Linked DNA regions of Mus musculus: region 2 is linked to region 1. The links are chromatin loops, found by intact Hi-C in ENCODE. Cell type or tissue: heart. All regions are shown on one strand. Each heading gives the region's core, and the rest is flanking DNA. Links, peaks and the distances in the headings are about the cores only.

Evidence for each region. Hi-C counts contacts between places; a loop is a spot of excess contacts. Peaks named below come from ENCODE experiments on the same cell type or tissue, not always from the same donor. Only the 100,000 strongest peaks of a DNase experiment are listed, where the experiment ranks them.
Region 2: it touches region 1 in a loop (2.1-fold over the local background); 5 of 42 quality-filtered maps call a loop at or near these places.

The regions. Positions count from the first base shown.
Region 1 is chr10:83,192,272-83,203,640 of GRCm38, forward strand. It overlaps Chst11 (carbohydrate sulfotransferase 11), which reads left to right. Exons shown (of 3, transcript NM_021439.2): 3 at 1-3,629. Among named protein-coding and RNA genes, the nearest start is that of Slc41a2, 140 kb to the right of the region's middle. In heart, for the core only: a CTCF peak has its summit at 5,899 (motif pointing left); a DNase peak (open chromatin) is centred at 5,880; H3K27ac peaks cover 700 bases.
Region 2 is chr10:82,805,462-82,816,830 of GRCm38, forward strand. It overlaps 1700028I16Rik (RIKEN cDNA 1700028I16 gene), which reads left to right and starts at 6,662. Exons shown (of 3, transcript NR_038042.1): 1 at 6,662-6,898. In heart, for the core only: a CTCF peak has its summit at 6,538 (motif pointing right); DNase peaks (open chromatin) are centred at 1,960 and 6,530; H3K4me3 peaks cover 788 bases; H3K27ac peaks cover 1,065 bases; H3K27me3 peaks cover 676 bases.

The DNA of each region.
Region 1 (11,369 bases), core at 2,157-10,156:
GCGGGATGTGTGCCTGTGGCCATTCAAGAAACCCTGCTAGAAAGAAGTCAATTGTCCTTGCACTAAGAAACAGGGATGAGACTGGTTCAAACCGATTGCTAGCAACCCCAAAGTCCCTTGTAGTAAAGAAATGCAAATTTTTTTAACCCAAGAAGAGAGCAGATGATAGCGATTTCTCTTTACCGAAATTAGCAGGCTATAAGAATAGGCTTTCTGTGGAAATCTTTAAGTGGCACTTTCCAGTGCTAGCGAAGGCAGAATAATGGTTGTTTTCTAGTCAATAAGTATTGAGCATCTACTATTCTCCAGGCTTGACTGCAGATAGCACATTGAGTGAAACCAGGAGCCTTGGCCTTCAGCAAGCTTTATGTGAACACAGGGCATCCAGCTCAACAGTGAACCAACACCCCCATCCCTTTGGTCCTCACACAGACTTTAGACTATTCTCAAGTGGTCCAGAGGGTCCAGGACCCTAGCAAATTTGCGTATTTCTACAGTTCAAATTTGAAAGCCACACATTTGGATCAGGCCACTTAACTAGCTAAGTAGTTCATTGCCCAACACAAGAAATGACAGAAACCCTTTTGATCATGTATATCTAGTGCAGTGTCTTCATAGTAGAAGCCTATAAGCCACAATATTCTCCAAGCGCAAGGATGGAGGACTGCTGTGATTGATTAGTGATGTCTGCCTTGACTAAGGAAAGGGAGGAACATTTCTCAAGGGCCTCCTACTGTGATCTCCAGTCCACATCTTGTCCTGCCTGCCACTTAAAACAGTGCACTGCATACATTTGGAGACTGGCGGAGTTCAAGTGTGAAGGTCAAAGGTGGAGTGTTGGTACCCACAGGCACATGCCCACCCTCCATGTCCTGCATTGGCAGAGCATCCAGGACCTCCCTCTCCTCCAGAAGGTTGGAAATTTGCTCTTTCCTGTTCCTTGCTGATCAATGCCCAAACCTATTCCTCATTTCTAGTTGTTTCTGATACTTTGCGGTTGACATTTGAGCCACATTCCCATGACAGCCAGTGTCCGGGTACGTAGCAGATGCTGTACATAGTTCTGATGATAAGGGAGCTGGTAGGCTGTAAATTTTGCTTTTTGTGTTTTTGTGGGGTTTTGTTTGTTTTGATGCAGTATAGAGTGAAGGGGGTAAGAATATTCTGAAAAACATAAAATTGAGTAATTTATTCACAGAAACTATTAAAATGGTATTGTTAGGCTCACAAGGAGGCTGGGGGCAGCGGTAACTGCTACACTGTCTCGCAGAGGAAATTATTTTATTTAATGTGAGAGAAATGTGAGCCAGAGTGGCTGCCTGAGGCTATTTATAAAACGCAGGTACCTTCCCCAATTTCTCTCCCCTCGCCTTTAATAAATAGATTTATGTCATGTGTGTGACCAAGAACAGTGACAGATCTTGGCTGTCCCTGGAATAGAGAGGCAGTCATGGTGCTCAGGCCCTGGGCGTGGTGTAGCTGATGCATGTCCCACCGAGCCCAGGCTCTCCAAGGCATCAGTTTGTGGTCACATATCCTTAGAAAACAAAATTAAGTCAGGTTCCTGTCTGCAGGAGTTTTCAGAGCCTTGAATACATAGTCTGCCTTGTGAAACTGGGAGAATGTAGCATTTCTGGGCTGCATGACCTAGGTATCCTGTATGGCAGACCATGTCTTAGCTGGTTTTTCACACAGTAGCCTTCAGTGAGGGTGATCTAGCCTGTCTGAGGTCTGCAAAGATTGACAGCTGCTTCCTAGATCCTTCCACAAATCAGCAGAAACAGTGTCCATCTGGGAACTTTATGAGAGTGTTGCTTTACCTAGTTGGGGTGTCTTCATCTGGATACTGCCCCAGAGAGTGATCCCGTCCCTCCAAGCACAGCGGAGGGAAGCCTAGGGTGTTATGGAGTGGGGCAGGTGGCTTAAGGACACCTTAAAGGCCACTTGGTGGGGATAATGGCCTCGTGGGGATACTCCTCACTTCCACCCACAGTTTGGAACTGTTCACTGTGTGCTTCAGGAGTTTTAAATGGAGATTCGTGTTGATTTCCATGGTCCGCATCTGTTTGTCTTCCGTCTGTGGTCCAGTGCTGTGTGCAGATGGTACTTACTCCCTTTCTCTCTCTTACAGGGAGAAAGACTGTCCTTCTGGGGAGAGTGTATCAATACGCTTCCAGAATGAGGGAGTCTTTCTCCTGTCTTGTGTTCACACTTCCTAGTGACAATTTTCAAAATATGTATCGGCTTGACTGTTTATTGTAGAGTGTAGAAAGGTTTCTGTGTTCCTGGCTAAAGACATCCATTGGTGAAATGTGCTTGGAAATCCAAGTGTTTTCTACTGAGGAAAAAAAAATGTTGGAAAAGCTTTCTCCTGCATGCCTCTTGTGCTTAGCTAGAAAGGGGAGCTGCCAGCGTCCCAGCTCTGAGCCACTGTTCAAAGGTGCAGCTGTGTTTTAGGACTAGGTACAGGCAGAGTGATAAGGACATGCCTGCTTAGTGTACTCATTTATCGAGAAAGTTTAGACTATGAGCCACAGGGGTCCCTGCCTGCAGTCCCTATAGCCTCCCCCTGCCCCAGTGCCTTTCTCAGCTGGTCTGGGAATCAGGGCAGCCCATTGAGGGGGGCTCAGACAACCCTTTCTTCCTGGTTCTGGGAGTAAGGCTTTCTCTGCAGCCACAAGGAGAACATGGGAACCAGAAACTTCTCTTTGGTCAGCCCTTCTGAGCACACAGGTTTAGCCCATGCTCCAAGAATGCTCCTGAGCATTGTATAAGCCCCTAGGACTCTTAGCTCATGTGATAATGATTGCATTACTATCCTGCTTTAACTGACAAAACCACAGAGAATTTTGCTTGCTTTCCTACTCTCTTCCTCTGCCCAGGCCTCCTCCATACGTATACATACACACATGGGCATGTATACACACACATGCACAATAGACATGCACACACACATGCACACATGGGTATACATATACACACATGCACAATAGACATGCATATATACATATACATGCACACATTGATAGGCATACACACATGCACAGTAGACATGCACACATGGGTATACATAGACACACATGCACAGACATGCATACACACACATGCACACATAAATGTGCACACACACATACACAAATTGCCCAAGCCTGTGCACTCCTGGTACCCATGTCCCATCCTGGCCCACCTCTTTGTCAGCAGGACTGACTCCATCACTCCCTCAGGTTTTGCCCACCAGCACCCCCCAGCTTTCCCCCAGCAGAGCTAAACAGCCCCTCTGAATAGACAACAGGACCTTCTAGAAACAGCTGAACCCTTGGACAGCAGCAGGCAGATTTTGATCTGCTCTCATCAGGTACAAAAGGTGGTATCCGTATTCTCTTCTGAGCATGCTCAGTAAGCATATGGACATAGAATTTAACATCTCTGTGGAGTGTGTGTTTTTTACATATTTGTATGCAGTCGAGGAGGGCCTGTTGTAGAATTCTCTCCCTGTATCTTACTATACTGTTAAAGAAGCTGAATTCTATGTTGCCAACAGATGCGTGAAATGTTCCTCCAGGAAAAGCCATTCAAGCCTGATTATTTTTCTAAGTAACTTCAATTAAATTGAAGAAGAAAAAAAAAAAGCCAGAATCTGTTTTCTGTGTGTGGACTATTTTTGGTTCATTAATGAAAGACTGGGGAGTGCAGTGGGGTGGGCTGTGCCCTTCAGCCTGCAAGTGATCTGCTCATGTGTGTGAGTGTGGAGATGAGACTCTGCTAGTCATCCAGCCAGGGTGAAGCCCCCTTCCCCTCAGTGGCCAGGGTGGAGCTTGCTTGCCCCCAGTGGCCAGGTCCTCCTTGTTAAATGGGTGAATGGAAACTTTGCTTCATTCTGCTTTTCTCTAGAAGTCTCTGCGCACACTGGAAGATTCTCTGGCTAGTGTGGTCCTGCCTCTGTGTCAAGAGCGAGGAAATAAAGCCCCCCCCCCCCGTGGGTGGTGGCAGAGCCAATCCTCACAGCCTACACCCTGGCACTAGACCATGTCTCCCTCTGAGCAGATGTCCGTTCCTGCAACTAGGAAACCACAGAGCTGATCTGCAGACTCACCTCTGCTCCTCTCTGATGCGCCACATCACTTCCTGTGACTGGGACAACTTAAGGAATGAGCCTGTTCTGGCTCACGGTGTGAGAGATCCATAAGTCTTGGTGAGGAGGGTGTGGCAGTTGGTCACCTCGCATCCACAGCCAGGAGGCTTTCAAAGATGAAGGCTGGTGCTCAGCTCACTTTCTCCTTTTCATTCAGTTCAGAATCCCAGCCCAGGGCATGATGCTGCCCACAATGGCCGTATCATCTCAATTAACTCAGTCTGAAAACACCTCTCACATGCCGAGAGGTTTGTTCCCATGGTGACTCTAAATCTCCATCAAGTTGATAGTTAACACCACAGCTGGGCATTGTCTTGGTCTGCTTTCTGTTGTTGTAACATAATACTTGAGGTGGTTAAGTGATAAGCACATTTATTTGGTTCCTGATTCAGGTAATAGAATTGTGTAGAAAAAAAAGAGAGCTTTCGGGTCCATCGTGATATAACAGAAATGGGAAGAGAACGGCCACCTGGGGGGGGGGGGGATCCAGAAGGAAAGATGGACTCAGGAGCCAGCTTGAGAGTCCCCATTCCCTTTGATGGCTTTATTACCACCAGATACAGATCTTAAGGTACACGCTCATTTGCTATCCAAACCCCAGAATCTTCTAGCTTTGTTGCCAGGACACTTTTCCATGTTTTTATACACACACACACACACACACACACACACACACACACACACACACACAAAATCCCACTTGAAAGCTGTTTCTAAAACCCAAATCTCAGAAAAGCCACACAGAACAGCTATCAGTAAAACAAAAGGAAGGGATACTTGGCGGGCTGGCAAGCTCGGAATTCCAGCACTCACTGAGGCAGGAGGATTGCCCTGAACTGAACTTAAGCCTGAACAAAATGGTATTACATTGCTTAAAAAACTGTGTCTCTGTGTGTGTGTGTGTGTGAATATGTGTGTATGTGTGACTGTATGTATGTATGTGTGAGAGAGTATGTGTATGTGACTATGTATGTATGTGTGTGAGTGTATTTGAGACTATGTATATGTGAGTTATGTGTGTGAGTGTGTGTACTATGTGTGTATTGTGTGAGTGTATTGGTGTATGTGTATGAGTGTGAATATGTGTGTGTATGTGTGAGTGTGTATATGTGTGAGAGTGTGAGTATGTGAGTGTGTGTGTGAATGTATATATGTGTGTATGTGTATGAGTGTATGTATATATGTGTGTAAGTGTGTGAGTGTGTCCGTCAGAGATCAGCTTTGAGTATCATTCCTCAGATACTACCCACCTTGTATCTTGGACAGAGTCACTGGGCTCACCAGTTTCAGCTAGGCTGGCAGGCTAGCCAGCCCCAGAGCTGGGATTACGCGTGCACACTTCTGTGCCCTGGTTTTTGTTTTCTCACATGAGTGTTGAGGTCTAACTTTCATCCTCATCCCTGCTTAGCAAGCACTTGACTGAGTCCTCCTACTCAGCCCTTGATTCTGTTTTCAGACACACCATGTATGGTTCCTGATGAGTCCACTCATCTGGCTGTCTTTGCCACCAGCAGAAGAGCTCACACCATGCCCAGACCTCAGGGCTTAGTCACCTCAAAGGAGGCCCGCTAAGCAGACTGAATGTAACTTCGCCATCTAACCCAGCCCTGACCCTTCACGGCCACTGTGCAGGTCCATGGGATGCCGAGCAGACTAAGACCTTCCTGGCTTCATCTTGAGAGAAGTGCTGAATGGCTTGTTTGCAGCCAGTCAGTCAGTAGGAAATTCCGATGGTGTCACTGGCGCCCTCAACTGGACACTGCAGGAAGTGCAGCGACTGCGGCTTGTGTGGGCAAAGCCCTCCCTCCTGGCCTCGCCCCCAAGAGACAGGTACAGATGATTAGGGAAAAGGGCAAAGTGCCCCATCTTGAGAAGAGGTAGATTTTCCCAAAGTATGACTTTCCAACAGTCTTTTAATAAGAACATTTTATAATAGACACACAGATAAATAAAACAAAAAGGGTTTTTTTAAGAGAGGAAGAATTAAGCCGGGCGTGGTGGCGCACGCCTTTAATCCCAGCACTCGGGAGGCAGAGGCAGGAGGATTTCTGAGTTCGAGGCCAGCCTGGTGTACAAAGTGAGTTCCAGGACAGCCAGGGCTACACAGAGAAACCCTGTCTCGAAAAACAAAACCAAAAAAAAAAAAAAAAAAAAGAGGAAGAATTAGTTTATACCCAAATTCAAGTAAGAAATCAAAGTATATACTTCCTGTATGGTGTGCCAGGGAGACAAGGAGCATCTTCATTCAAAATATGGAAATAAAAAATAACCTCCGCATTAATGAACTGCTGCTGTTCCTCCTCCTCCTCCTCCTCCTCCTCCTCCTCCTTCTTGTTTGTTTTCTCCTGGAGCCCAGGGCTTGAGCTTGCTATGTATCAGAAGATAACCTTATGCTCCTGATCCTTCTACCTCCTCTTGCCCAGTTCCTGGAACTACCAGGCATACAGTCCACGGCTAAATTTAGAATTGAACCCAGGGATGAGGCGCATGCTGGCCAAGTGCTCTGCGGCCAGGCCACACCCACAGCTCTTCCGCAATATTTTTAAGGTGATAGTACATCATGGTGGAGAAAAGACAAAGGCTCAGGATCTTTCCCATTGGCATGAAGGAGCCGGGCCTAGTCAGGCCCTTTACCTTTTGGGTTAAGTCAGAAACAGCCACTGCCTGGAACCAAGCTGAAGACAGAAAGAACAAACTGTCCAATGCCAGAATGGGCTCTGGGTGTGGACCTTAAGGTCCCTGAAGAGCCACTCTGCCCTCGTCCCAAATGCCTCAAGGGATCTTAAAATGTTTGCTTTCAATGTGGCTTTTTCCAAATTATGTCTGTCTGTCTGTCTGTCTCTGTGAGTGTGTGTGTGTGTGTGTGTGCGCGCGCGCGCGCGCGCGCATGCGTGCATGTTGTGTTTGGATATAAGTGTGTGGGTGGATTTGGACACACGTGTATCACAGAGCACATGTGGAGGTCCGAGGTCTGCCTCAGGAGTCACCCTTGCCATCAACCTTGTCTTGGAAAGAGTCTCTCTTTGTTCACTGGTGCACACACCATGCTAGCTGTCACATGTGCTCTTAGAGCCTCGGGTCTCTGCCTGCCATCTTACCGTGGCTGCTCGGGAATTCCAGGCTCATGAGTGGCTCTGTGAGTCTCTGCCAACAATTGAATGGTGACGTAAGTATAGGAGAGTTTAGCTTGGAATCCCATTTGGTTTTGGGTTATGCATGCACATGCACGTGCTCGTGCACACACACACACACACACACACACACACACACACACACACACACACACTGCAACCTAGTTCACTTGCATATGCTATATATACTAACTCCTCTCCAAAATGCACCTAGCAACCTCAGGAGACCCTCCTCACCCCCCTCGCATCAGGTTCCAGGCGCTCACAGCCCTGAACAGTAGCACAGATTTTTGCCACTCCAGGTAACAAGCAAATTTAGTCACTTTCTATTCAAGTGTATTCCCAGTGTATCTATATACAAAGAACAGAAGGGATGATCTGGTCTGAACTGGTTTGGGTTACATGCACAGTAAAGCAGAAATGTATCCTCAAACCTTTTAGGGAGAAGCCCCTACTTAGCATCTTATGCCTATGCATACTTGGGTGTGCATAAGATAGAATGCATTATGGGAAGGGGCATGTGTAGTGGGGAAAATGAATATATGACCTAACCTGTCAATCAGAATAAAGAACCGCCCAAATTAACCCCCTTAGTAACCAGCCCCTCTCCTTAGCCCCAGAGAGTAACAGAGTTTGAGTTCTGTCACTCAGGTGGCCTGCTGTCAATTTTAACAGGACATCCCTCTATAATCTACACTCTGAATAAAGCTATCTTGCTTCTCTGCAAGTCTATGCGAATCCATCCCTTATTTTCAATTCTTTGCATTAGAGGCCAAGAATCTGGAAACACTTGGACAGGACTCCAGCTACCAGAGACATGGGGATCCAGACTCAGGCTGCCAGGCTCGCCGCCTGGCTCGTACTTCCCTCACTGAGATCCCAACCCCCAAATTATGTATTTTCTCCTTTGTTATTAAATTTTCTGTATTTACGTGTGTGACGGTTTGTGTGTGGATGTCAGAGCACAAGTGGAGGGAGTGGGTTCTCATTCTACCATGTGAGTTCTGGAGATGGAACTCATTAGGATTGGCCGCAAGCCCCCTGGCTCACTGAACCATCATGCCAGGCAGCAAGCTATGTGTTTTCATAAGAAAAGCTGGCCAAGAGGGAAGCAACCTTTATGCATTAGTGCATAATTTAGTATAAATCGTGCAGGGTGATCCGTGCTTTCCATAGAAACAAGTAAGGCGAAGGCATGGGCGCTTTCTTCAGATAAGAATTCAGATTAGGATAGTTAACAACTGCTACAACCCACTCATCCCAACAGCAAAAGAGAGGGGATTGACCCCAGATCTGGTGACCCCAGAGTTCACAGGTATTATGTGTCTTTAGTGAGCTGAGATTTAGAAGGAGGAGGAAGAGGAAGAAGGAGAAGAGGAGGAGGAGGAGGGAGAAGGAGAAAGAGGAAGAAGAGGAGGAGGGGAGAGCGGGAAGAAGAGGAAGAAGAGGAGGAAGAGGGGGAGGGGAGGAGGAGATCCGGGAAGAAACAGGAATAGTCGAACCTGAGCTATGGGGACAGAAGCTGGCCAGCAAGTTGACAGACATCGTCAACATGGGATAACATAAGAGAACCGGCAGAAAAAGGACAACATTCAGGCTAAAACAGACACAGAAAGCTGGGCCATCTTCCAAACAAAGGCCCAGCCTTCAAAAACTATCGGACTGGTCATTACCAGATGTAGACCAAGTATTCAGAAGGGCTAGACTTATATAAAGCCAATGACAAAGTGGAAGTCATGGGGTGGGGGTGGGGGTGGGGCATGTCCCAGGGACTGTTAAATGGCAGGGTGAGCTATAAGTATCTTGTGCTATTGGCCAGCAGCACCTGCAAAATATTCAGGGCAGCAGCTCAGGGGGAAGACACCATGTCCAAGTCACCTGTCCCACAGGAAAGTCACACTGTGAGCACTGTGGGGACAGCGCCATAGGATGAGTGGCCTTCCAAAACCAAGGTGAGAAAAAGGCCAGTGGGCAGTGGGAATGTCTTAGACACGCTTAGCCTTAGTTGCCCACGGTCTCCATGAACAGAGCTCGCTCTGGGTGGAGCTCCCTGTGGGTAGACCCAAGCCATTGTACACCCCTGTCCTCGGGCAGATCTGTGAGCAGCAGAGAGTCTGGGACGTCCCCAGCTTCCCTCCACCACCATTTCCAGGAGCTGGCATCTGTGCAGAGAGAATTGTTCACTCACTCAAAGGCAGGGCATCCACCAAGGTCAGACCCATTGCCAGGGGCAGAGAGCATGAAAGACTTAGACTCTTCATCAAGGACGAATGCAGACATCTTCCCAGATACTAGCACACACACCCCCAACCTTTTGATATTCAGACATAATGTTCTCATGTACGAAGTTCACACAGTAAGCCACACAATCAGATCACACACACACACACATACACACACACACACACATGGCAAAAAACTGGTAATGTTTTAGGTAAGTTTCTGATTCTGCATTAAGCTGCATTCAGAGTTGTCCTGACCCATGTGGGTCTATATTAAAGGATTGCTGATTTATACACAGACAAAATACTAAATTCTGCTTAGGAAAGACTGGCCCAAGGGGTGGAGGGAAGGTAAAGTGATTGGAGGAATGATCCTCAACCAAACGGGATCTGGGACCCCTACAGACCAATCCCCACAGCAAATAACTGCCTGGCACCCAGGGTCAGGAACAACCAGGCTGGGGGGCCTGAGTTCCTACAGTAATCAAGAACACAAGTAGATGGAACCCCCTGGTTCTCAGGATCTGAGAAGAAGGAGGGGCAGGGAGAGTTGCCATGTGACCACCTGGAAAGGTAGTGCCTGTGGATGGGAATTACAAGCAGGAACCAGCTGAGGGATGTGGGCTATGGAACTTGATGAGTGAAGACCAGCATTTGGGGCCATAAAGGAGAGGTTCTCGGACCTCACAAAGGATGCTCTGTGGGCCGTGGGTGCTAACGTTTACTGTTTCGGACACTATCCAGCCCCGCAGTGTTTTAAGTTCCATGGGACGATATGGACACATTCCCATTTGCTGGCTGGGAGTACGGATCGGAGGTAAAGCTCTGACTTTAATGGAGAAGGACACCTCGCACTGTTGCCTATGCTTCAGAAACCTGGGGATGTGCAGGGTCCGGAGCAACGAATCTAACTGCACAGGTTGTACACTGCATAAAAATCCAGCTCAGGGTAGGGCTGACGTTTACCCTGAAAAGCAGGGTCCCCTTTTCGTACTCTGCCTGCCAAGCAATGGGCCCTAAATGCGGGGCTCCTAGAGATCGCACTGCACAGCGCCCAAGGCTTCAGCCGAATAATACCACATCCCTCATCTGCAGCTTTGAAACTCATAAAAACCCTTGAATATTAAAGGGAGAAAATCCTTAAAAGATTTTTTTAAAGACAGGTTTGAGGTAAGCTCGCTTGGCAGCAAACCCTGACCTTAGCTAACATGAGGCTAATTATAGTCTGTGCTTGTCCCACTTTCTGTGAAAATCTGAGCATTTCTTGCTGAAATATTCACATGTTTTACCAGGGGAGAGCACCCTCGCTCTCTGCCAGGAAGCAGGGGTTGGGGGTGGACACACATGCAGTTTACACTGAGAATGTGTCCCTTCTAAATGGCATCTGTGCCAAATGTTGTATCCCCTTGATTTTATAGACAGAGAAACTGTGCCCCCCCCCCAAAGGCCAGGTCACAGCTCATCCCTTCATCTGCCCTTGCCACAGGAGATTCAAGAAGCTCACGGAGCATAGCCCTGCTCTAGGAAGAGCCCTGGCCTCCAGTCACAGCAATGATGAAGCTTTCTGCCCGAAGCACACGGGTGAGGGCCAGAGAAGCCCAGGGACCAGTCACTTCCGGTGAGGAGGATGGGCGCCGGAAGGTCCGCCCTGCACCACAGCCTCACGGGGGCCTAGGGCATCCAACCCAAAGCTAGAGGGGCCCTCAATCTCCTCTGGGTGACCAGGTACAGCAGATGCCAGCGGTAAGGTCAAGGAATGGAAGGAAGCCAGCAGATTCTGGAAAGATCTGTGAGTGAGCCCTGGCTGACAGAAACAACCTGGAGAATCCCATGCTGACAATAAGCGCGTTGCCAGTTCCTGCTCCTCAGGCCCCGCTGGGTCCA
Region 2 (11,369 bases), core at 1,894-9,893, 390 kb before region 1:
CAGCACTACTCAAATGCCATGAGAAAAGGAGATCAGAATATTCTGGATGCACTTGACCCAGCAAGCCCAGTGCTGAAAGAGAAGCAGGAGAAAAGCAAGTGGTGTGGCAGGAAGGGAGTGAGCAAGACAGAGTCATGGAGGAAGGCAGCGTTGAGAGGTTGCCTGGACAGTCAGCACTCGGGACCTCCCAACACAGGTTCATGCTAGAGACTGGCAGCTGTCTTAGTCCTGTGTGTGCTAACAGATAGCCTGATAATGGAACCTTTAAGAAGAACGGGGAAGTATGAGGTCAAGGGGCAGCTTCTGGTGCGAGTCCTCTTACTGCATCAACCCATGGCAGAAGGTGGAGATGAGAGATCACACCAGAGAGATGAAGTGGGGAGGGACAAACTCATCCTTTTATCAGGGCTGCAGAACTGTGATCTCTCTCTCTCTCTCTCTCTCTCTCTCTCTCTCTCACACACACACACACACACACACACACACACACACACACACGCACACTTTAATTTTTTCAAACCTTATTTGTAGTTCGTAAACACTTTAACCTCCCTTGTAGCCCACCACCCACCAGAGGTAGTGGAAAGAAAAGGATACAGGCGGTGGGAGGCAGGGGGAAGGGGACCTGTTTCGAAAGGTTCTTTGGAGCAACTTTCCGTCTCTGTTGTCTGGAAATCGGCAGTTCAGTTCACAGGTTAGCAGGCAGCAGCAGCTTGGTCCCCTCGCAAACACTTCACAGATACACCAGCAGTCCAGTTCAGTAGAGTTGGGTTAGCAGTAGCAGTGACTTGACCTAGCAGAGACAGCCAGGCCTTAGTCTCGGCTTGAGACAGCGGGGGAGACCAGGAGGAACACCAGGTGGGGAAGAGTGGTTCTGGGGAGGAGGTGCGGGCTTTAGTATTTTCAATCCTCCTTTTAATATGGGTTCTTAAACGCTTTAACCTCCCTTCTAGCCCACCACCCACCAGAGGCAGTGGAAAAGAAAGGTTATTAGGATACGGGGGAAGTGGACCTGTTTAGAAATGGTTCTTTGGAACAAATCCCATCTGCGTTGTCAGGAAATCAGCAGTTCAGTTCACAGGTCAGCAGTGGCAGCTCGATCCGCTCACAAACAGTTCACAGATACACCAGCAGTCCAGTCCAGTAGTGTCGGGATAGCGGCAGCTGTGGCACGACCTAGCAGCAACAGCCAGGTTTCAGAGAAATCAGCAGGAGGAACCAGGATCACCAGGAACGCCAGAAAAGGTTCATTGCTGTGCCTCTCTCAATGAAGCAAAGGTCAGATAAGATGCAAATCCAAGAAGTGTTGCAAAGCCAGCTCTACAAGCAAGCAATGCAAGGACCCCTCCCCTTCCCCATCCCCCGTCACTGTCCGCTGAGTCCTATTTACAGTCCCTCAAAACATTACATGTCCTCCACGGGTCTGCCTCAGCACACGAGTCTGTCTTAGCAAAACTCCAAGTGTGTCCGTATCAGCTGACATCACTCTGCCAATGGGCCGGAGCCCGAGGATGCAGGACAATGCAGAACTGTGCCACCAAAGCACCACCAGAAGCCTCTCGGTCTGCATCTCTGTGCAGTCATGATAAACAGAGCTAGACATCGCATGTAAGGCGAACCAATACATGCACCTCACTAGTGAAGAATCCGTCTTCACGTGTCCTTTCACACGTTTGCTTTAGCTAAACATCCTTTCACCTGTGTCTGCTTCAGGAAAACACTTGTTCACATGTTTGCTCCAGCAAAACATGACTTTTCAGAGAACCCTTGAGTTTCCATTTCAAGGAGACAATGCTTTTGGACAGCTGGGGTTTCCGGTATTTACTAGACACTGAAGTAGGCATGCAAGTCTACAGTTGGACGCCCTGGCCTGCTCCACAGACAAGGTCAGGGCAGGTGATAAACATTTGGCAGTCATTGCTGGAGGGGTGACATTTAAAGCTTGGAGGCCTGGTGACTCAAGGACCACGCCTCAGCGAGTTTCAATATCAAGTGCCAAGGAGGCCTGCAATAGTCGAAAAGGAGGCTGAAAGGCATGATGGGAAAAAAAGCCAGGAGAGCTGGCCCCCTGGGACCCATCCTCCCCAGGAAGAGAAGATAGCAAGTCTGTCACTGAGAATTATGTTGGCGTGCAACCACAATGTCCCGTCTTTTGATGCTCTTTAAACAAGTCATTTATAATTAAATTAAATTAATGTCAAAACAAATGTTCCAGGGAGTAATGTGTCTCACTCATGCCTAGGGGTTAGAGCAGTGGTCCTCACCCTTCCTAATGCTGCAACCCTTTTACAGTTCCTCATGTTGTGCTGACCCCCAACCATAACATTATTTCATTGGTACTTCATAACTATAATTCGACTACTGCTATTAAATTGTAATATAAATATATGATACGCAACCCCTGTGAAAGGGTCACTGTTATAAAATACAATGTGGTGAGGAGGTACCTGGTGTCCTCCTGAGAAGTCACGCCATGCAACAGATCTGGTATAAAGGGGGGTTAGCTGGGGGAAGGGAGGGAGGGCGGGAGCCCCCCCCCTGGGAAGGAGTAGAGGCAGGCAGATGTGAGTAGAGCCTTGAGGGCAGAGAAGAAGGGTGGGGGACAGAGACAGACAGAAATGCAGGAGGAGACCGAGGGGCTGGGAACATTTGGGAAGAGAAAGAGGAGGGAAGGAGGGACGGAAGGAGGGAGGAAAGGAGGGAGGGAGGGAGGGAGGGAGGGAGGGGGAGAGAGAGAGAGAGAGAGAGAGAGAGAGAGAGAGAGAACTGCGGTGGTGAGCAGTCCTTTTCTATGCTCAGGCACCCGGTAGCAGCCAGTAATGATATAATCCTGTTGCTAGGGCCCTGGGAGGAGCCTAGCGGAATCAGGAAATAACCAACTGGCTGATAGTCATTCAGCCACCAAGGGGTAGTGACCTGCAGGTTGAGAATCACCGGGTTAGAGGATGCTAAGGTCATTGTGATATTGGTTCAGATGGGAAGCCTGGAGGTCAAGGGATCTGGATTTAAGTAGGATCCTGGCTGAGTAAACACAGACCACCCGAATTCTCTTCAGAAAAACAGAGATAACGGTGCCAGGGGGCAGCCAGAGATGCCTCATTGTAAGTAACTAAGGAAGTGTTGGCTTACAAGCACAACAGACTGGGGGTGTGTGGTGGGGGAAATGACACAGTGTGTCCATGTTTTTAGTTAAATGTATGCTTTAAACAGAAAAAAAAAGGTCAAGATACAACTGGAATTGTGATTATTGTAATCTTAGCATAAACTGCACTTTTATGTTTTTATTTTATTTTATTTTTTTATTTTTCGAGACAGGGTTTCTCTGTATAGCCCTGGCTGTCATGGAACTCACTTTGTAGACCAGGCTGGCCTCGAACTCAGAAATCTACCTGCCTCTGCCTCCCGAGTGCTGGGATTAAAGGTGTGCACCGCCACTGTCCGGCTAAACTGCACTTTAAAAAAAGGTACCTCTAGCTGGCCATGGCGGTGACCGGTGGCAATCAAGAGATCTGGATTTTAAGACCAGCCTGGGCTTCACAGGATCTTGTCTCAAAACACTGAAGATGAAAAAGAGTCTGGGGATGTCGCTGCATTTATAGAGAACCTGCCAACCATGCAAGGTTGGATTGCCCAGCTCCAGGAGGATCTGAAGGTCAAGGCCTGGCTACACAGAGAATTCTAGTTCTGAGGTCCTTGAAGAGTTATTTCTCTACCAGTGACATGAGCCAATTCAAGCCAGATTATAACATATTAAAGCAGGTTTATTAGGAAGCTGCTCTGGGGCGGGCGAATTCACTGGCCCTAAGGGAAGAAGCCAGGGAAGTCGCCATGGAGAGGGAAAGACGGTGAGAGGGAAGAGAAAGAAAGAGAAAAAGGAAGGAAGGGAGGGGGGAGGGAGGAAGGAAGGAAGAGGAGGAAGAGGAATGAGGAGGAGGAGAGGGCCCTAAATGTCTGGGTTATTTAGGTAAGAGCCTCTGGAGGAAGGGCAGCCCAGCCCCAGGGCAGGAAAGTTCAAGGTTGGGGGCAAAGTAGGGACTAAGGGATGCTGGGAGAACGTGGAGGACAAGTCTGCTTTGATATGTAAAATATGACCTCAGTCCTTTGTTGGGGGGAGGGGGTCCCGGAAACCAAACAGTCCAGTCTTTAAAAAGAAGAAAACAAAACAAAGCAAAACAAAACCCCTAAAGCAACCGTCTTGGTATAGCATGGAACAAAAGAGACCCAGCCTGGATCCTGAGGGGCAGAGCTCTGCCTTTGAAAGTTCAGTGACTATTTCAACAGTTGCCAAGGACCTGCAGGAGGCTCTGATTACTGTAAGTAAAACGAAGGACAGACAGAATATTACACAGGCCCAGAACTGCAGTTCTGTGCTTGAGCAGGCCTGTGACCATCTAAGGTTAAAAATTCACTTGCAATCTTCACTAGTGGGGACACAGAGGGGGTCTGCAGTCTGACCCCCACGTGGCACTATGTCAGGACAGCCTTAAGTTCCAAACACAAACATGTTTAGTGCAATCCTATTTACAATCTTTTTTTAGAAGAGAAACAGTTTGGCAGGAAAGATGGTGCATGCCTATAATCTGGACACTCAGAAGGCTGAAGCAGGAGGATTGCAAGGTTGGGTCCAGTTGGCTACACAGTGAAAGCCTGTCTCAGAACACCAGAAACCAAGAGGCTGGGGAGATGGCTGTGGAAAGGTTCTGCACAGGCCTGGCCATCTGAGTGGATTGGGATGTAGCAGTGAGAGTCTGAAAGGCTGGCACACCCAATGTGAGATGGGAGGCAGAGACTGCAGAATCTCGGGAGCATTGGATGCCGTTATCCTGGTATGTGCAGCAGAAAACAAGAGAGACCCTGCCCCAAATCAAGGAGGATCATGAGGGAGGTGTCTGCAAGCACATGGGAACATGCATGCGAGTGCGGGTGCGTGCGTGCACGCACAGGCACACACACACAAGCAGAGAGAAAGAGAGAGAGAGACAGAGAATCAAAACCAAAAATTAAGTTTCAACATTTTACACAGTGAAATAGGCACCTGCAGTCCAGCAGCATTATCGTGTGGGCCATTCTATTACTGTTACTAAAACCCAGCATTTCCTTCAATACCTAATTACTATAATCTCCCCGGCACTGTGGCAGGCATTTGGACAACATCAAAGACAAAAGCACAAAGGTGATATTTTGGTGAAGTTTATAGTCCCAGATCAAGGCGTGGGCATAGGAGTCAGAGGTCAGAGGGGAGACTAGAATGTTCTTAGTGGTCAACGCAAAAACACGACTGTCATCTCAAAGGGCACGAGACACTATGACTGACTATGACCAGAGACCGCAGCTAGCCTGGAATAACGTGGTCCAGTGCAAAAGCTGCTATGTGAATTTTTGTAGTCTCATGGTTATGATTAGATAATCATAAATCAAGACCTTACTAGATACGTAGGTGGGTTTCAGCAATGCAAGGAAAACTCTTACAGGTTCGAGATGCTATCTGCCCATGTGTTCAGGCACACATGTGTAACCCCACACACACATACATACACACACAGGGGAAGGAAGAATAAAATCAAGAGTAAACATAGCAGTGCATGCCTATCTGTATATATATATATGTATACATATATATATATATGTGTGTGTGTGTGTGTGTGTGTGTGTGTGTGTGTGTGTATGTCATATAGCACACACGGGGCAAAAAACAGAGGCTCCTTAATTTAAGGTCAGCCTGGGCACTACATAAACTCTGTCTCAATAAATAAAACCTTAAAAAAAAAGGCAGCTTATTTTTCAAAAGCAGCATGGCAGGATGGCAAATTACCCCACTACCCATTGCCAGATAAGGCTGTGGGAGCAGAGTGGTCCCAAGTTCTTTAGAACCAAACTAAAGAACTAAAGCAAAACTCGGTTACCAAACAGTTTAGCAAGTTTCCAGGTGAGCCCTGGTTAGACACAAGACCCTACCTCAAAAACCACAAACATATTAGTAAAAAGCATCCAGAGGCACGGCTCAGTATAAAGGTGCTTGCCATCAAACCTCAGGAGATGAGTTTTAGTTTGATCCCCAGGACCCACATGATGGAAGGAGAAAACTGATCCCTGAGTTTTCTGTTTTGTTTTTACAAGACAGGGTTTCTCTCTGTAGACCAGGCTGGCTTGAATTTACAGAGACCCACCTGCCTCTGCCTCCCTCTAGTACTGGGATTAAAGGCCTGGATGTGCCACTACCGGCTGGCTTGAGTTGTCCTCTGACCTCCATATGACCTCGACATTAACCATGACACCTGTGGGCTACCTACACATTTTTAAAAAGTCAAAGAAAACAAACAAGTGTATGAGATCCACGGAAAAGCAAGCTGCTCCCAACCCCCATCCTCTCCCACACCCATCCCCATCCTCGCCCACTCCCATCCTCATCCTCACCCCCCCCACCCCCACCCCACCCTCACTCCCATCTCCATCCCAATACTCTCCTCCTCTCCCTCTTCAGGCTAGCTCTGTTGGCGCGGCCCATCGCTTATCTCTTCCCTGGCCGGCAGGGGGCGCGCGCCCTCCGCTCGCCATCCTCCTCCTCCTCCCGCGCGCGTGGACCGCCCCCCACCCCCCTCGCGTGCCGGGCTGCTCGAGAGCAAGGAGGAGGGGGACCGGAGGCGCGGAGGGCAGGAGCGGCGAGGGTGTGTCAGGTACGGCCGAGCAGCGCCTGTCCACGCTGCCCCGGCAGCGCGCTCCTCCTTGCTCTCGAGCAGCCCGGCACTGCCCTCCCGGAGCTTCCGAGGAGTCGGCTGCTGGGCCGGAGCGGAGAGGGGCACAGGTCGCCAACGGGCCGCCCTGCCTCAGCCGCAGGTTCTCAAGGGCGTTGGTGGCTCCACAAGCTCGCCCGCCCGACCTCTCGCCGCCCCAGACCCGTGTAAGCATCTCCCGCGATGGTTTCAAGTAACCCCCATTTTACAGGTGAAGAAACCGACGCTCCAAGAAGTTAGGAAACTTGCTCACTCAGAAATCTGCCTGCCTCTGCCTCCCGAGTGCTGGGATTAAAGGCGTGCGCCACCACGCCTGGCTGTTTTTTGGGGGTTTAAAAAGATACTTTATAAACAGGTAGAAATATAAGCCAAGTTACTCCCCAAGTTACCCAGGCCAGAGTGGCAGAGCTGGGACCCAAGCCGATGCCATTGGGCTGTAGGTCTCTGGCTGTGATCATTGGTTACACGGCCTCCCCCACATCCTTTATAGGTCCCAAAGGGAAATAAAACACTGAACCCTGGCTTCTGCCGAGATGGTGAGATAGGGGCTCGCCCCACGTGGGATGCATAGCTGATGAGGGAAGGTTGGTAGGGTGTCTGGCGCAGGGTCCTTCCCTGCATTCCAGGTCAGGGAGCCCCAGGGAAGGACAGGAAGGCAGAGGACCTAGAAGAGCGCTTATGATGGGGAAGGGGAGGTCTTCGGAGGGATAGGACAGTACCCGCGTGAAGGGTGGATAGCTCCTGTGGCCATCGCTTCAGTTTCTTCTCACTTATCACGAGGGAGTTGGAGATGTGTTCTAAATCGATTTCTGTGAGGCACCTACTCTTACTAGGTGGTTTTTTTTTTTTGTTTGTTTGTTTGCTTTTTGTTGTTTTTTAAGATTTATTTATTTTATGTATATGAGTACACTGTAGCTGTCTTCAGATACACCAGAAGAGGGCATCAGATCCCATTACAGATGGTTGTAAACCACTATGTAGTTACTGGGAATTGAACACAGAACCTCTGGAAAAGCAGTCAGTGCTCTTAACCACCGAGCCATCTCTCTAGCCCTCTTAACTAGTTTTTGTTTGTTTTTTTGGGGGGGGTATTTATTTATTTTGGTTTTTCGAGACAGGGTTTCTCTGTGTAGCTGTGGCTGTCCTGGAACTCACTCTGTAGACCAGGCTGGCCTCGAACTCAGAAATCTGCCTGCCTCTGCCTCCCGAGTGCCGGGATTAAAGGCGTATGACACCACGCCCGGCTGTTTTTTGGGTTTTTAAAAAAATACTTTATGCCGGGCGTGGTGGAAATATAAGGCAAGTTAACTCCCTGCCCTGGCTTTCATTGGCCTAGATACTACATCAGGCGGTCTCTGTTCCTACCTTGCCAGAATGACGGTGTCTATTGTGCCGTTTTACGGTTTTCATTTTTATTTATGTGTGTGCGCGTGCGTGCCTGCTTGTCTGTGTGCACCGTGTGCTTTCAGCTGCCCAAGGAAATAGGCATCCCATCCCCTGGCACTGGAGTTGCAGATGGTTGTGAGCACCTGGTATGGGTGCTGGGAACCAAACCCACATCTTCAGTAAGAACACTAAGTGTTCTTTGCCTTTGAGCTCTTTCTCTGACTCCTTTTTCTTCTTTCTGGGGACCTGAACTGGGGTTCTCACACCCACAAGGCAGGATCTTAACCAACGAGCTGAAACTTAAATTTGGGCCTGCTTTATGAAGCAGCACTTTGTTCCGGCCATTTTTCTATACTTTACATGCATATGGGCAGGAGACACGCTCCTTGTACGACACTTACAAAGGATGCTAGGATGTACCGATTCCCTGGAATGATGCTGGTGATCTGCTTTATCTAAATGCTGGAGCACACAGTGCTCTCTCATCTTAGTTCCAAGCAGCTGCTTCCCAAGTGAGTGTTCAGAATCTAATGTGAAGCAGCTCACAGTCCGGTTCAGGTTGCTAATGACACAGTGTCGCCAAGCATTTATTATTTTATCAGGCACTGTGGACTCAGAGAAACAGGGCATGACCTCAGTTCTCGAGCATACAGTCGCCTGGAGAAAATGCGGAGTCATGATGTGTCGTCAGGAAAGCAGAGGGGCACCGGAAGCTTGGGGAGGAGGGCAGACGGGGTTGATTTTGGTACTTAGCACTGAGCAGGCGTTTTTTTTGCTATAACACGTAGCATTCTTTCCTAATTAGCTTGTTAAAATTTTTCCTGCTGGAGTTTTGAAGATCAGGAATGTATGCCAGTCATTACTGTAACTCCCACAGGTCTTGCCTCACTGCCTTACAGATGGGCAAAGGCATCCATCTGCTCCACAGAAAGAACTGCATATGTGAGGGACCTTCCAAAAACCGACGCGGTTAACTCCCACCAGCTTCTCCAGTTGGGGCACGGGGCAGTAGTTCTCAAAGATGGCCCCAAGATCGCTTGTGAAAATTAAGTGCATGTGAGCTGGGAAGTTACACATTCACTTTCCTAAACATATTAACTGGGTCTCAGACACTAGGCCAGGAAGCAGGGGATGGGTGCTTTGGGTCAGGAAGGAGGGTGCTGTGGCTTTGGGTGGGGATGAGGCTGAGGGAGCCCCTGGGGACCACTGAAGCAGAGGTAGAGAGAGGAAGTGAGAGACTGGGCACAGAACCAGACATCCTCCTGACTGTCCTGCTGGATCCCGAGGTCGGGCAGAGGTCAATATTGTCTGTTTCAGTGTCGTAACTGGAAGCCCCTGCCCAGTGTTTGACCCCTCGTACTTGATTCTTTGTGTGTGCACAGAATTCTTTGTGTATACTTAAAGCCTTTAAATTACTTAGTTCTGAAAGTACAGTTTAGATTTATAGTGGGTTAAATCCCTGAAAGGAGGAATTGTGAATCTGTGTGTCTTTCCTTTAGGGGACCCTTGAGCGAGCATTCCCCATAGCCTGCTTTCTGCTGGTGAAATTAGTCTGCCATTCGTGTAACCACTAATATAAAGCCATAGTGGATGTTTACTCAAAAAAATTTTTTTTTCTCACATCTCTTTAAAAGTTGTTTTGTTATTTTAAGCGTATGGGTGTTTTCTCTGCATGTGGACCATGCAACTGCCCAGTGCCTATGAAAGCCAGAGACAGAAGATTCCCAGGGACTGGAGTATAGATAGTTCTGATCTGTCATGTGGGTATTGAGAACAGATCTTGGGGTCTCACTATACCTAGAACTTAGCTTTTCTTTTCCCTTCCTTTCCTCTTTCTCTTTTTTCTTCTCTTCTCTCCTCTTTTCTTTTCTTCCTTCCTTTCTCCTTCCCTCCCTCCCTCCCTCCCTCCCTTCCTCCCTTCCTCCCTCCTTCCCTCCCTTCTTTTGTTCATTTGCTCATTTGTTTTGAGACAGGGCTTCTCTGTGTAGCTCTGGCTGTCCTGCAACTTTCTTTGTAGACCAGGTTGGCCTCAAACTCACAGACCCACTTGCCTCTGCCTCCCGGGTGAGGGGGTTGGGGGGCTAGAATTAAAGATGTGCACCACCACCAGTCTGAAACAGGAGCTTTCCTAAATAGATCTGGCTGGTGTCAGAGTCAGAGCTGCCAGGGCTGGCATCAGTGGTGTGTAAGGGCTGTGCTTTTTATTTTTGATTTTTCTTACGCAGTGTACAAAGTGGTAGGTTTCACTATGTCATTTCCATCCTTGGATCATTGTTCTACTTTTCTTCTCAGTCATCCCCCTGCCTCCCACGTGCCTGGATGTTTGATGTTACCTTTATACCCATCTGTTTTAACCGACTGATGGGGAAATGGTTTTCAGCTTTCAACTTTCATGTATGTTCAGAGAGCCACACTGGCTATGTTGCCAACATTGGTCAGTGTGCAGAGGTATTTTTGCTGAGGTTGAGTGCTCTGTGTAAGGTACATATACACTGACATTCACTCTGGGTAGCCGTGTGTGTAGAGGAAACCCTGAGCTGAGCAGGAAGCTGTACTCTGACTTGTGAGAAGAACAGACAGGCTCTCTCACTGAGGGTGATCTTTTCTAGCTCTGCCCATTTGCCTATAAATTCCATTTATCTTAACAGCCAGATAATATCCATTGTGTAAACATAGCCTGGTTTCATCATCTTTCGTCAACTGAGGGGTCTGTTTCCAGTTCTTAGCTGTTTATTTTTCATAAGATTTATTTATTTTATGTATATGAATGCACCATTGATCTCTTCAAAAGCACCAGAAGAGGGCATCAGATCCCATTACAGATGGTTGTGAGCCACCATGTGGTTGCTGGGAATTGAACTCAGGACCTCTGGAAGAGCAGTCAGTGCTCTGAACCACTGAACCGTCTCTCCAGCCCTTCTTCTTCCTGTGTATTAAGAGCAGTAGCAAACAGGGATGAGCAAGCGTCTCCATAGGAGGGTGAAGTGTCCTTTGAGTAGATGCCTCGGAGTGGTTAGCTGAGTCTTAAGGTAGACCAGTTCCCGGCTTCCTGGGGAGCTGCCTTACAGATTCCCACAGTGGCTGTTCCAGTCTGCACTCTGACCAGCAGTGGGTGTTCCCCTTCCTCGGAATCCTCACCAGCCTGAGCCGGCACGTGTTCTAATGATCTCCGTCATTCTGACTGATGGAAGATAAAATCTCCAACTGTTTTTTATTTGCATTTCCCTGATGACTCGGGATGTGGAACATTCT